2 separate regions of the Homo sapiens genome follow, and region 2 is linked to region 1. A link is an interaction called in ENCODE POLR2A ChIA-PET data of the cell type or tissue named here. Cell type or tissue: MCF 10A. All regions are shown on one strand. Each heading gives the region's core, and the rest is flanking DNA. Links, peaks and the distances in the headings are about the cores only.

Region 1 (5,373 bases), core at 56-5,055:
AGCCTTGTTAAATCTTGGGATTACATTGGAAAAATAGTATTTCCTCATGAGTTTCAGATTCATCCATTTGTATCCCCAGCACCTAGCAGAGTTCCTGTCTTATAATAGGAGTTCAAATTGTATGAAGAACAAAGGGAAATTGATGATGAATGAATCATTAGGCACATATAGCAAAATGGCTCTAAAAATCTGTTTTCATAGGAATTTTTGGGTTTACATTATTAGGATTTAAGAGTGGGAAAAAGTGAAGCATGTTCTACTTAAGGAACTATGAACCAACAAATTTGAGATAATAATCATTTTTAGGTTATATGTCATTTGCAATGTCTCAGTCAATCCATATTGTAACCCTTGAAGAAACTGAAGCTCAGTGAAATTAAGTCCCTTCCCCAAAGATTTGGCTGGTAAGTGACAAAGATCTCCAAAGCCTGTGTGTGCTCTTTTCACTAAACTTTCTTAAAAAAAGAAAATCTACAGAAAAGCCCTGTAACTTTTCTCTGTATTATTGTTAAACAGAAAGTTAAAGATATAGTCACTTCCAGGTCAGGCAGGACCTGGCCAAGCAGACAGAAGGGATGTCTTGTAAATTCCAGGCTTAAATTCTGTATTCCACACCCTTCACTATATATTCCTTATTACTTACACTATAAATCTGGAACTCAAACTCAGACAGGAAACTACCCTAGTTAAACGAAAACAACAAAGAAAACCCTCACATCCCTCTTTCCAGAAATTAACGAAGTTTTCTAACTGAAATAGAGTTTCTAACCTGGCACATTTCCACAGAATTTAACATTGAAAGAGCCAAGGCCTGGGATTTATCCTCAGTTCCTGGGCAAGGGCCAGGAAAACACAGCCAGACAGAAAGGCTGGAGTTGTGAGTCTCCATACTAAAAAAGATACCAAAGTAAGGTACTGAGCCACAGGAAGCTGCTGTGAGTTCAGTGGTACAGGTCCGGATTTAAATACACAATTACTATGAGTGACTTGTGAAGGCACTACCTAGTTCCCCAGTAAATCTGAAGTTGCACTGAAATTTCAGAGTGAAGGTAAGTAAGTAAAGAATTTAACAGTCAAGGTTAAGGGGCTGGAGCAAATTAACAGGTGAGTCCAGGAATTGCAGAGATCACAGAGGAAAGACTGAGAGGGTATGGATGAGAAATTGGATCTGAAATAAAAGACAGGATCCCACACAATGAGGACTGGTTCTCAAAGGCAGAGAGATGTTAAGGTATTAAGCTGGAGGAGGAATTCCATTTCTAAAGGAGAAAAGCTTAGGAAGAAAAGAGGATTGTATCTGAAAAAGAGTCCCTGGAGAATATATTAATAACTCAGTAAAGGGGAGGAGGTAGGAGGCTTAAACGTGTGTATGAGTGTGTGCGTCTGTGCGTGTGCGTAGCCCAGAAGGAAACTCCCCAAAAGGAAATGCATGTGAGGGCTCCACGCCAGGAAAAGCGATCCGGAGGACTGTGGGAGCAAGGCTCCCTTACAGAGGGTGTCGCGCAGGAGGCCAGACCCGCAGACTCACCTCGGCCATAGCCCTGCGTGTGCTTGGCGAAGCTCCTCACCACGGCCTCCACGGCCTCTCGCAGCACTGCCGGGCTGCCGGCGGCGCCGGGGGGCAGGGGTAGTCCTGGGGCCCCAGACAGGAGCAGCGGCGGCGGGGGCGGTGCGGGAGGCGGCGGGGCAGGCGGGGGGCCCGCAGGGGGTGTGGCGGTGGCGGCCGCGGCCCCAGTCACTCCGGGCCGCAGCGCTCGGAGAGTGCCCCTCCCGCTGGTGCCCACACCAGGCTGCAGCCGCTGCGCTCGCATAGTCTCCATCCCGGCCGCCAATGGAGTAGCGCCCCGGAGCCTGCCAGCCTGCCGAGCTAACGGTCCCAACCACCCCAGTCAGCTAGCGCCTGGGGACTCAGGGCGGTGCCAGGGCCGAACCTTCAGTCAAGTGGGGGCGGGGACGAGCTAGGTCCCATGCCAATCACCAGTGATGGGGCGGGAGCTGGAGGGCTCCTGCTCCGCCATAGGCAAATTATTGAGGAGGGTGGGGATTCTCAGAACCAATTGCAAAGAGAAAAAGCGTATCCTCTGAAAGGCAGACGCAGAGCTTCGGCGCGTCTTTGGGAGTCCTGTGGCAAGCACTAGAAAGCAGGACAGAATCTTGGGGCTGGGCTTGAAGAAAAAAATGGGCCTAGATGCAAGATTGGGGAGGATTGCAGACAGAGTAGAGATCATTTTGTCCTACCATTTCATTTCACAGATTGCAGGTGAGGATATTGTGGCTCAGAGAAGTAATTCGACTTGTCCAACATCATATGCAATTGGTGGTGGAGCTAAGGCAAGAAAGATACTGACATTTAATGAACATAAACTATGCAATGTACTGTAGTGCATGTCTTATTTACAATCACAATCACTAACTAGATTTTGTTATTTTAGGGATAAGGAAACAGATGCTGAGGGAAGCTAGAAAAATGGCCAAAATTAAATAGCTAAGAGATGGCAAAGTGGAATTCAGAGTTTAAGCATAGGTGTTCTGATTCCCAATATTTTTATCTTTTTACTATGCCACATTGTTGGGTAAATTTCTGAGTTCACTTATTCTAAGTAGAGGAAGGGAATAAGAGAGAGTGGGATGGGCAAGTCTCTTTGCCTCCCATTAGAGTGAGAAAGAGTTAGGATACATGCAGAAAATTAGCAAACTGAGAAGTCCAGTTGGGGGAATTAAGAAAATTACCCTTGTTGGTATAATATGTCAGACTGGGTTCCTCTGATTACTTTGCACACACACACACACTTGCACACATGCACACACACACACTCTACATACCCTTTATCATGTGGTCACCAGGCCATTTTTGCTTAGGTGAGATTATATTAACTGCTTCCCCCCATCTCTCCTACAGTGGCTCAGAAATCAAAGATGGGGAAATAGAGGCCAGAAGTAGAAGAAAATAGAAGAAACACACTTGGTGAAATGAAAATTAGACCCTGAATAAAAACTGTGAGTAGTCAAGAAATAGGAAGTTTCAAAAGGAGACAGTTAATCTACTGGGATATATCTGCTGATGATGGAGGGAGGAACTCTTTGTAGGAACCTTAAAGAATTCAAGGTTGGACATAGAGGAAACTGGAGGAAATGAAATCCTGTCAAATGCCTTAAAATCTTCAGGACACAGGACACTTGCCTTTTCTCTATAGAAAAGTTGGTTTCTTGGAAAGAAGGTGGCTGGAACAGCTAAGTATCCCTTGGATAATTATAGCTATAAGTTAGTGTTACCCTCCCTCCCCATTCCTCATTCCCCATACCCACACCTCCAGGCAGAAGTGACAAAACAGAGACTTCTGAACACATTTATTTGATATGTCAAGTGGAGAGAGGAGTGATTTAGGGTTTCTCCCCACTTCTACCTGTGGGGGTGTTCATAAGCTCAGACAGACAGAAGAGCAGCTTAGAGCCCATGACCCACCCCCTGGGAAAATGAGACAATCTGTTGTAGTTGTTGGAGGAACAGGGTGGGAATAAAAAGCAGGAAGTTGAGAAGTGAAGTTGAGAGCAGTAAAGACAGCAGCAGAACTGAGGCTGGGGGTTGCTGCAGGAACCCCCAAGAAGAGTGAAAAAGATATCCTGAAAAGTGGTTGGGGTTAGAAGCAGGGTGTGAATAAGGAGCCAGGCCTGGAGAAAGAAGCAAGACCTGCAGAATGGGCTGGGATGTCCACGGAGAGAGTGTGCAAAATCATGATAGGCTGTGTTTCAGGGCATACATGGAAAGCAAGGGATTGCTTCTGCAGGAGGGCAAAGACATCGGAGACTGCCCATAAGTAAGGGTTCCCTACTGCTTCTGAACAAATGCAAGAGAGTTTGGGACCCTAGCCCTGTGTGTTTATTGATATGCTGTGCCTGTAGGTACACAAGTAATCCCATATGCATGTGAAATGACCAGGGCATGAATACATGTGTGTATATACCCAGTAAATAGAGTACTTATTCTTTCTTGCTAATAAGAGTACTGTGCTTATGGACACATGTTTAACCATGTGTGGGTGCACTGTGCACCCATGAGCACATGCAAGAGATCCCTTTGTTCGTGGTGTGTGTGTGAGCTGGTTCTCCCACCTATCCCATTAAGGTCCTAATCCCCACCCTCCTTGGCTCCTCTCACTCCTCTCAGCGCCCTGGCTCCCCAGGCCCACCTAGACTCTGGAAGCCCCCCAGCAGGCGGATCTGCTCAGTCTGCATGGAGTGGCGTCTCACCAATTTGCGCTTGGTCCTGGGAGAGCCTGGCGCCCCGGCATAAGGAGGGGCAGGCAACGAAGGCGCCCGACCTCCGGGTTGTGGGCGAATGTCAGGGATGGGAGGGTGGGGACTGACGTTGAGAGGGGGTAGGAAACCCGGCCGCGTTTGCGAGATGTGGTCCAGGAGCAACGTCCCCGAGCCCCTCCGCTCCAGCAGCCCCGGACTCCGCCTCCTTCCGCTTAGCGGAGATACTGCCCCTGGCAGACTCTCCTGGGACTGGCGCGGAGAGGGAGCCGAGCCGGCTGGAGGGAGGGTCAACGGGGAGGCGCTGTATCGGCGGCGCTCCAGGGACAGGCGGCTGGACTCAGGCGAGTCAGGGCAAAGGTGTCCAGGGGTGTCCAGCTCCACTGGCTCCATGCGGCTCAGTTTCTGCCTCAGCCCTGAAGGGGGACCAGACTCCTGAGCTTCTGGTGCTGTGTTTCGGCGAGAGAGAGGACCCCCGCTAGTCACTTTCTCCGCCCATGGGGGCGGGTCCTCAGGGCCTTCGGTGCTGTGACGTCGGGAAAGACGGGGTCGACCGGTCAGGGTCAGGCCATTGAATTCGGCAGTCAAGCGCTCGATCCCCGGTCTCCCTTCAGTGGGTGGGACTGGTTGAGGAGGGGCCACTAGGCCCCAGGGCTCGGAGTTGAGCCTTTTGAGTGGTTTTGGGGGATGGCGTGGTGGTTTGGGGAGCGGCTCGGAAGGGGATGGGTCATCGGGGGGCTTAGGAAGAGGGAATTCAAATACGTCCCGCTTCTCCTCTTCTTCCTGGGCGCGAGGGGATAACATCCCACGCCCTCCTCCTCCAGCGGTCTGCAGTTGGATTTCCGAAGGCGACGTGCAGAACCCCGGGCTAGGAGAGGCGGGAGCAGGGTCCTCCACCCCTGGGGATGGTGGAGAATTGAGATACTGCCGGGTCTTCTTGGTGCCTGAGGGCGAGGTATCGGTGGTGATGATGATGACCTCCGTACCCTTGGCCTTGCAGGCGTCCAGCAGTGTGGCAAGGGTCTCGCGGTCCCCGCGGTCCAGGGCGTGGACAAGAGCCGAGGCGCCCGCGTGATCTCGGACTGAGGGGTCTGCGCCGTGGGCAAGGAGCAGCGAGGC
Region 2 (5,373 bases), core at 213-5,212, 67 kb before region 1:
AAAGTGCTCTCTTAATCATATGGATAAAGAATTACATGAGGTCAGGGAGCAGGGAGGGATAGCATTAGGAGATATACCTAATGTAAATGATGAGTTAATGGGTGCAGCACACCAACACGGCACATGTATACATATGTAACAAACCTGCATGTTGTGCACACATACCCTAGAACTTGAAGTAAAATAAAATAAATAAATAAATAAAAGAAATTAATCCTAAAAAAAAAAAAAAAAGAATTACATGAGGTCAGTCACAGTGGCTCACACCTATAATCCCAGCATGTGGAAAGGCCAAGACGGGAGGATTGCTTGAGGCCAGGAGTTGGAGACCAGCCTAGGCAACATAGTGAGACCCCCTCTCTAAAAAAAATTTAAATATATATATATGTATACACACACAAACACACACACATATATATGTGTGTATATGTATATATGTGTGAGCATTAGATGAACCAGTACTCAAGGAAACCTACCTCCATTTGGGGGCTGACTGAGGGTAAAGAGGAGAGGAGAGTCTGTCAACATAATCTGGTTGCGGTCTCAGCCCTAGAAACTGTGTGCTCCATAAAGGCTGATCAAGTTACAGCCTGTATGAAGTGCACTGAGGGTCACAATGGAAACCCTTTCCTGTCACAAAACAACTCAGCAGGTTGACACAGAATGGTGTTCATGCCAAATAGGCCAGACAGGCCACAATTCTCAGGGTTAGGCAATAGAGGCAGAGACTCGGTCTCTAGAAGGCCATTGCTTAAGTGCACGTGTTCTCTCAGGATAATGGAAAAACTCTGGGTGTCTCAAGAGGAGCCTAGAAGATACCTGCTTAATGGAATCAAATAGATTTGATCTCTACCATTAGAACCTTAAATTCTTCAGCTAATTATCACCTTAGAGGGCTCAAAGAGCTTATTTCAAAAGGGATGAGGCAGGCCAGGCACAGTGGCTCATACCTGTAATCCCAGCACTTTGGGAGGCTGAGGCAGGCAGATCACGTGAATCAGGAGTTCAAGATCAGCCTGGTCAACATGGTGAAACCCTGTCTCTACTAAATATCCAAAAATTAGCTGGGCATGGTGGTGCACACCTGTAGTCCCAACTACTCAGGAGGCTGAGGCAGGAGAATTGCTTGGACCCAGGAGGCAGAGGTTGCAGTGAGCTGAGATCGTGCCACTGCACTCCAGCCTGGGCGACAGGGCGAGACTCTGTCTCAAAAAAAAAAAAAAAAAAAAAAAAAAAGATGAGGCATAGGACAAGATTTAGTGGATGAGACAACAGCACGTAGAAACACATCTTCACAATCTGGGAGATGGGTCAGAGAGCAGGAACACCACCACCTGGTGCTCCAGTATACTTTCTCCCTTAATCCTCACAAGGCATGATATGGTAGATTATTTTATGACAAAATAGTTTTATAATAATAGTTACCATTTACTGAGCATTTACTAAATGCTCACTTTTCTTGGATTATTTCATTTTGTCTTCATGACCCTAATAGGTTTAAAGATGAGAAAGCCAAGACTTAGAGAAGTTAAGTCTGTCCTAGGTCAAACAGACTTTTTAAGTTGTGTAGCCTAGATTTAAACCCAAATCTGCCTTCATTGTTAACCACTGTAATACACAGCCTTTTATTATCTGAGCCTCAAGGAAGTTATGATTTGCTGAAGGCCATACAGCTAATAAATGGCAGATAGGATTTCAATCTAAACCTCTGTGCTTCCCAGACCTTTATACTTTCTGGTCACTTAAGCAGGTGAGAATTACAGGAGGCTAGAATACATCTCCTGTGGGAAAGCCACAGAAAACATTTAAAATACTTCTTAACTTTGCCTTCCAGGGACTCCACTCTGTAAAATCCCAGGCAAAACAAGTATCTACCTCTCACTATTACTGAGCAGTCTATATCCTAGGGAATACATATAGAGCCAAAAGTCATTTGACACTGAACTTTATTTGTTCTGACCATCTGATATACTGTCCACCCCACTGGGAAACAGAGACAATGCCCATGAGGGTGGGCCTCTGCAGAAGGCCAGAGACATGCCAAAATAAATACTGTGGTCAGGCCTCAGGAACAGCCTGGGAGGACAGGTTCTGTGACTGCTAGTCAACCACCCAATCAGGTCTTCTCTCTTCTCAGCTCTTAATGAGTGCTGATTCTTCAAAAGGCTCCCAGAGCTGCACTCTGGAGACCAATAACTGACTTCGATATCTCAAGTCTTGATTACAAAGAAATATAAGTTACCCAGTTGTCTATGAGAATCCAACTGCCTTTACTGTCCATGACCCAAATATGGAGTGGGTTGGGGAGGGATCAGAGATAGAAATTAACCTGGAGATTTCCAGTAAGCATCAAGCAAGGGCTGGCAAACTGATTCCACCAGAGAAACCCTGCAAAATATGACCAGGGTTCTAGGGTTGCCCCAGAAACATTTTCCTAGGAGCTATTTGTGCTACATAACCAGTGCTGAGCAAGTAAGGGCTTGCTCCCCAGAGCCCCATGCCACCCATGTAGGTTTCTTAATGCAGACTCCACACTTTTAGATCCCATGGGGCTGCTGCTTCCCAAAGCTGGTAAAGTGAAAGCATTTCCCATCATCAAGTAGCAGTACTCTCTCTCCTGTCTGCTTTCTAAGCAGGCCCCAAGGAGGGCTCAAGAGTGAGTATAAGACTTGAGAGAAGTAGAGAAAATACTGCCTAGGTACACCCAGTCCTCCCTGCTATTCCAGCTCCAGCCACCTGAGGGCTCCTGGCTTCAGAAAATCAGGCACCAGGCCCTGGCTTTGCTCCCAGAAAAGGCTTGGAATCAGGAAGCCTATGCCCAGCGAGCCTGGGGGCAGCTCTGTTTCACCAACACCTGAGGGCGGTCGAGTGCACTACAGGTCTCAGGTTTCAGGGGGGATGGCAGTTGCCTGTCTAAAGGCTTCTCTGTTCCTTGGAATTGTACAGAATGTCTCTTGTGGCTTTTCCTCCTCCCTCCTTTTTTCCTGTTGACTCTCCCCATCCGGCTCTATGAATCACCAGAGTCCACAGGAAAGCAGCAGATGTTGACTTTACTCCTTTCAAGCCAACGTCAGCTCCCTCCTGTGGAGTGGGGAACAGGCAGGAAAGTGAGAGGGTGGAAGAATCGAGGAAGATAACCCTCATCCTTTCCAAACTGTGAGGGAAGATAAAGAGGGAATCTGAAAGGAGTCAGGCACCTAGGCAAAAAAATTATTGATTCCTGGGGATAAAAGGACCCCAAACAAAAGCCCCAGTGTTGGCTATGGAACCAGGATCACGAGGAGGAGGGAAGCAGAGGGTGGGAGCATGGCTAGTTTTGGTGCCAGCTCTTCTTGTCTGAGGTAAAGCCTCATCTCTAGCCAGCAGCATCCCTAGGACTCAAAAGTCAAGTCAGGCTGCTGGTCTGGGGAGATAGTCCAGAGGCGGCTTCTTGTCCCATCTGAGCCCCCAAACCTCTGCTTTTATGCAAGTCTCTTGAAGAAGCTGCCAGGGAGGACTTTCTAGACCCTTATTCTACATTCATTGCTCCAACTTCTCTTCTCTTTTTTCTTCCTCAGGGATTTTCTTATGGGCAAAGAAGCCAAGCTGTAGAAGAAAAGATAAGCGTCACTGCCAAATGCCTAGACTGGGAACCTTGCCAGTAGCTCTCAGACTTATCTGAGGTCTTCACTTTTGTTCTGTTTCCAAAAATGGAATTCAAATTTATTTTATTTGGCTTAGAATAATTTAACCAACATTTGTGGGGTACAGTGAAGGAGATCTGGGCATGACATCCACAGCCTGGTTAGCTGCCCAGCACAAATCCTGTTCTCTCTGCTATAATCAAGGATCCCTCAACTCATGGGCATCATGCTCCACACTCCCCACTAAAGCAGTGCTTACCTTCCACAGGCAGAAGACAAGGAGAGCAAGCAGGAGCAACCCTCCCAGGACACTGCCTATGAGGATCCACAGGGAGATGAGGATAGGCCGGGTCTGAACCACCTCCAAGAGGCTCTGCGTGGACAGAAGAGTAGTTTTCTACATGCATCCTATAACCCAGCTAGCCTCACCCCACATTATATCAAAGCCAGCCCCCAAATAGAATAAATAACCTCCTGCTACTTAAAGGAAAGAAACTGAGGCAGGAATGGCGGCAGTGGAACACTAGGATCCTGCTGCCTGATGGAGATGCCTTCGTTCTGAAAAAGCCCACGGGTGGCCCTACCACATACCCATCATCATTATTTTCACAGCTCTCAGACTCGGTCTCCAGCCCTACCTCACTCCAACGGGAGGCTTCAGTCAGCTGTAGGACACTGCCCTCTTCGGTTCCCAGCTCAAAGGTGCTGACCACCGTCAGGGACTTGAACTTGGCCTATGGAACAAGTGGATAGGAAGACATTTAAAATGAGCCATTATCAGGTGATATAGTTCTTTGGAATCCCAACAGCAAAGTTGAGGCTGAGAGGCATAATGTTGAGGGCTCTCAAGACCAGAAGAAAAGGCTGAAGACCAATGGGAAAAGAGAGGAAGGGTAATAGATGGAAAACCCCTGGTCACATCTGCTGCTGCTGTTTGTTTTCCAAGGACAATCAATACATCTGGTGCTTTACCTGAAATGCATTCTACTCCTCTTTCCTTTGGCTGACCTCTACCCCTCCTTTAGATTGAAGTTTAGATGTCATCCCCTCTGGGATTTAGGGAAATCATTCCTCCTAACCCCCACCAACACTGGTGTTTACTTCTGTTTTTCACTCCTGAACTATAAGATCCTCTAGGTTAAAGGCTGTGCCTTACTAACCTTTGTGTCCTTAGTGCCTACTAGATAGCAGAGTACCAAGTATGTAGTGGTTTCTTTTTTTTTTTTTTGAGATGGAGTCTCGCTCTGTCACCCAGGCTGGAGTGCAGTGGCGTGATCTCGGCTCACTGCAAACTCCATCTCTCGGGTTAATGCCATTCTCCTGCCTCAACCTCCCAAGTAGCTGGGACTATAGGCGCCTGCCACCACACCTGGCTAATTTTTTTATTTTTAATAGAGACAGGGTTTCACCGTGTTAGCCAGGATGGTCTCGATCTCCTGATCTCATGATCTGCCCACCTTGGCCTCCCAAAGTGCAGGGATTACAGGCGTGAGCCACCGCGCCCGGCCATGTAGTGGTTTCTTAATAAATCTTTGTTGAAAGCATGAATAGACTAGTGAAAAAAAGATACCAAAGAAGGACAGAGACTTGGAGAAGGGTGGTTTATTGGACTTAACTTCCCTAAAACATATGATGACATCCCAGGGATCTTGTGTTATTCCAGGTAGATATGGGAAAGCACAACATTGACCTTAGTGCCAAACAGCCATTACAATTAAGATGCCATTTCCCTGCCCAGGAGGAACTCACA

Evidence for each region. ChIA-PET counts read pairs that join two places held together with the same protein. Peaks named below come from ENCODE experiments on the same cell type or tissue, not always from the same donor. Only the 100,000 strongest peaks of a DNase experiment are listed, where the experiment ranks them.
Region 2: POLR2A ChIA-PET joins it to region 1 with 48 read pairs; 20 of 35 experiments call an interaction of 5 or more read pairs at or near these places.

Annotation. Positions count from the first base shown.
Region 1 is chr1:145,956,108-145,961,480 of GRCh38, forward strand. It overlaps LIX1L (limb and CNS expressed 1 like), which reads right to left and starts at 1,910. Exons shown (of 6, transcript NM_153713.3): 1 at 1,529-1,910. The coding sequence starts at 1,820. ANKRD34A (ankyrin repeat domain 34A) reads right to left here. Exons shown (of 4, transcript NM_001039888.4): 4 at 3,334-5,373. The coding sequence ends at 4,162. RefSeq lists silencers at 1,565-1,844, 1,875-1,964 and enhancers at 4,343-4,461, 4,825-5,373, 4,862-4,911. In MCF 10A, for the core only: no CTCF peak of the experiment used is centred there; DNase peaks (open chromatin) are centred at 1,424 and 1,964.
Region 2 is chr1:145,889,279-145,894,651 of GRCh38, forward strand. ITGA10 (integrin subunit alpha 10) reads right to left here. Exons shown (of 30, transcript NM_003637.5): 28 at 4,262-4,357; 29 at 3,883-3,996; 30 at 1,930-3,585. The coding sequence ends at 3,520. Among named protein-coding and RNA genes, the nearest start is that of ANKRD35-DT, 5.8 kb to the left of the region's middle. In MCF 10A, for the core only: a CTCF peak has its summit at 2,743 (motif pointing right); DNase peaks (open chromatin) are centred at 2,073, 2,903 and 3,623.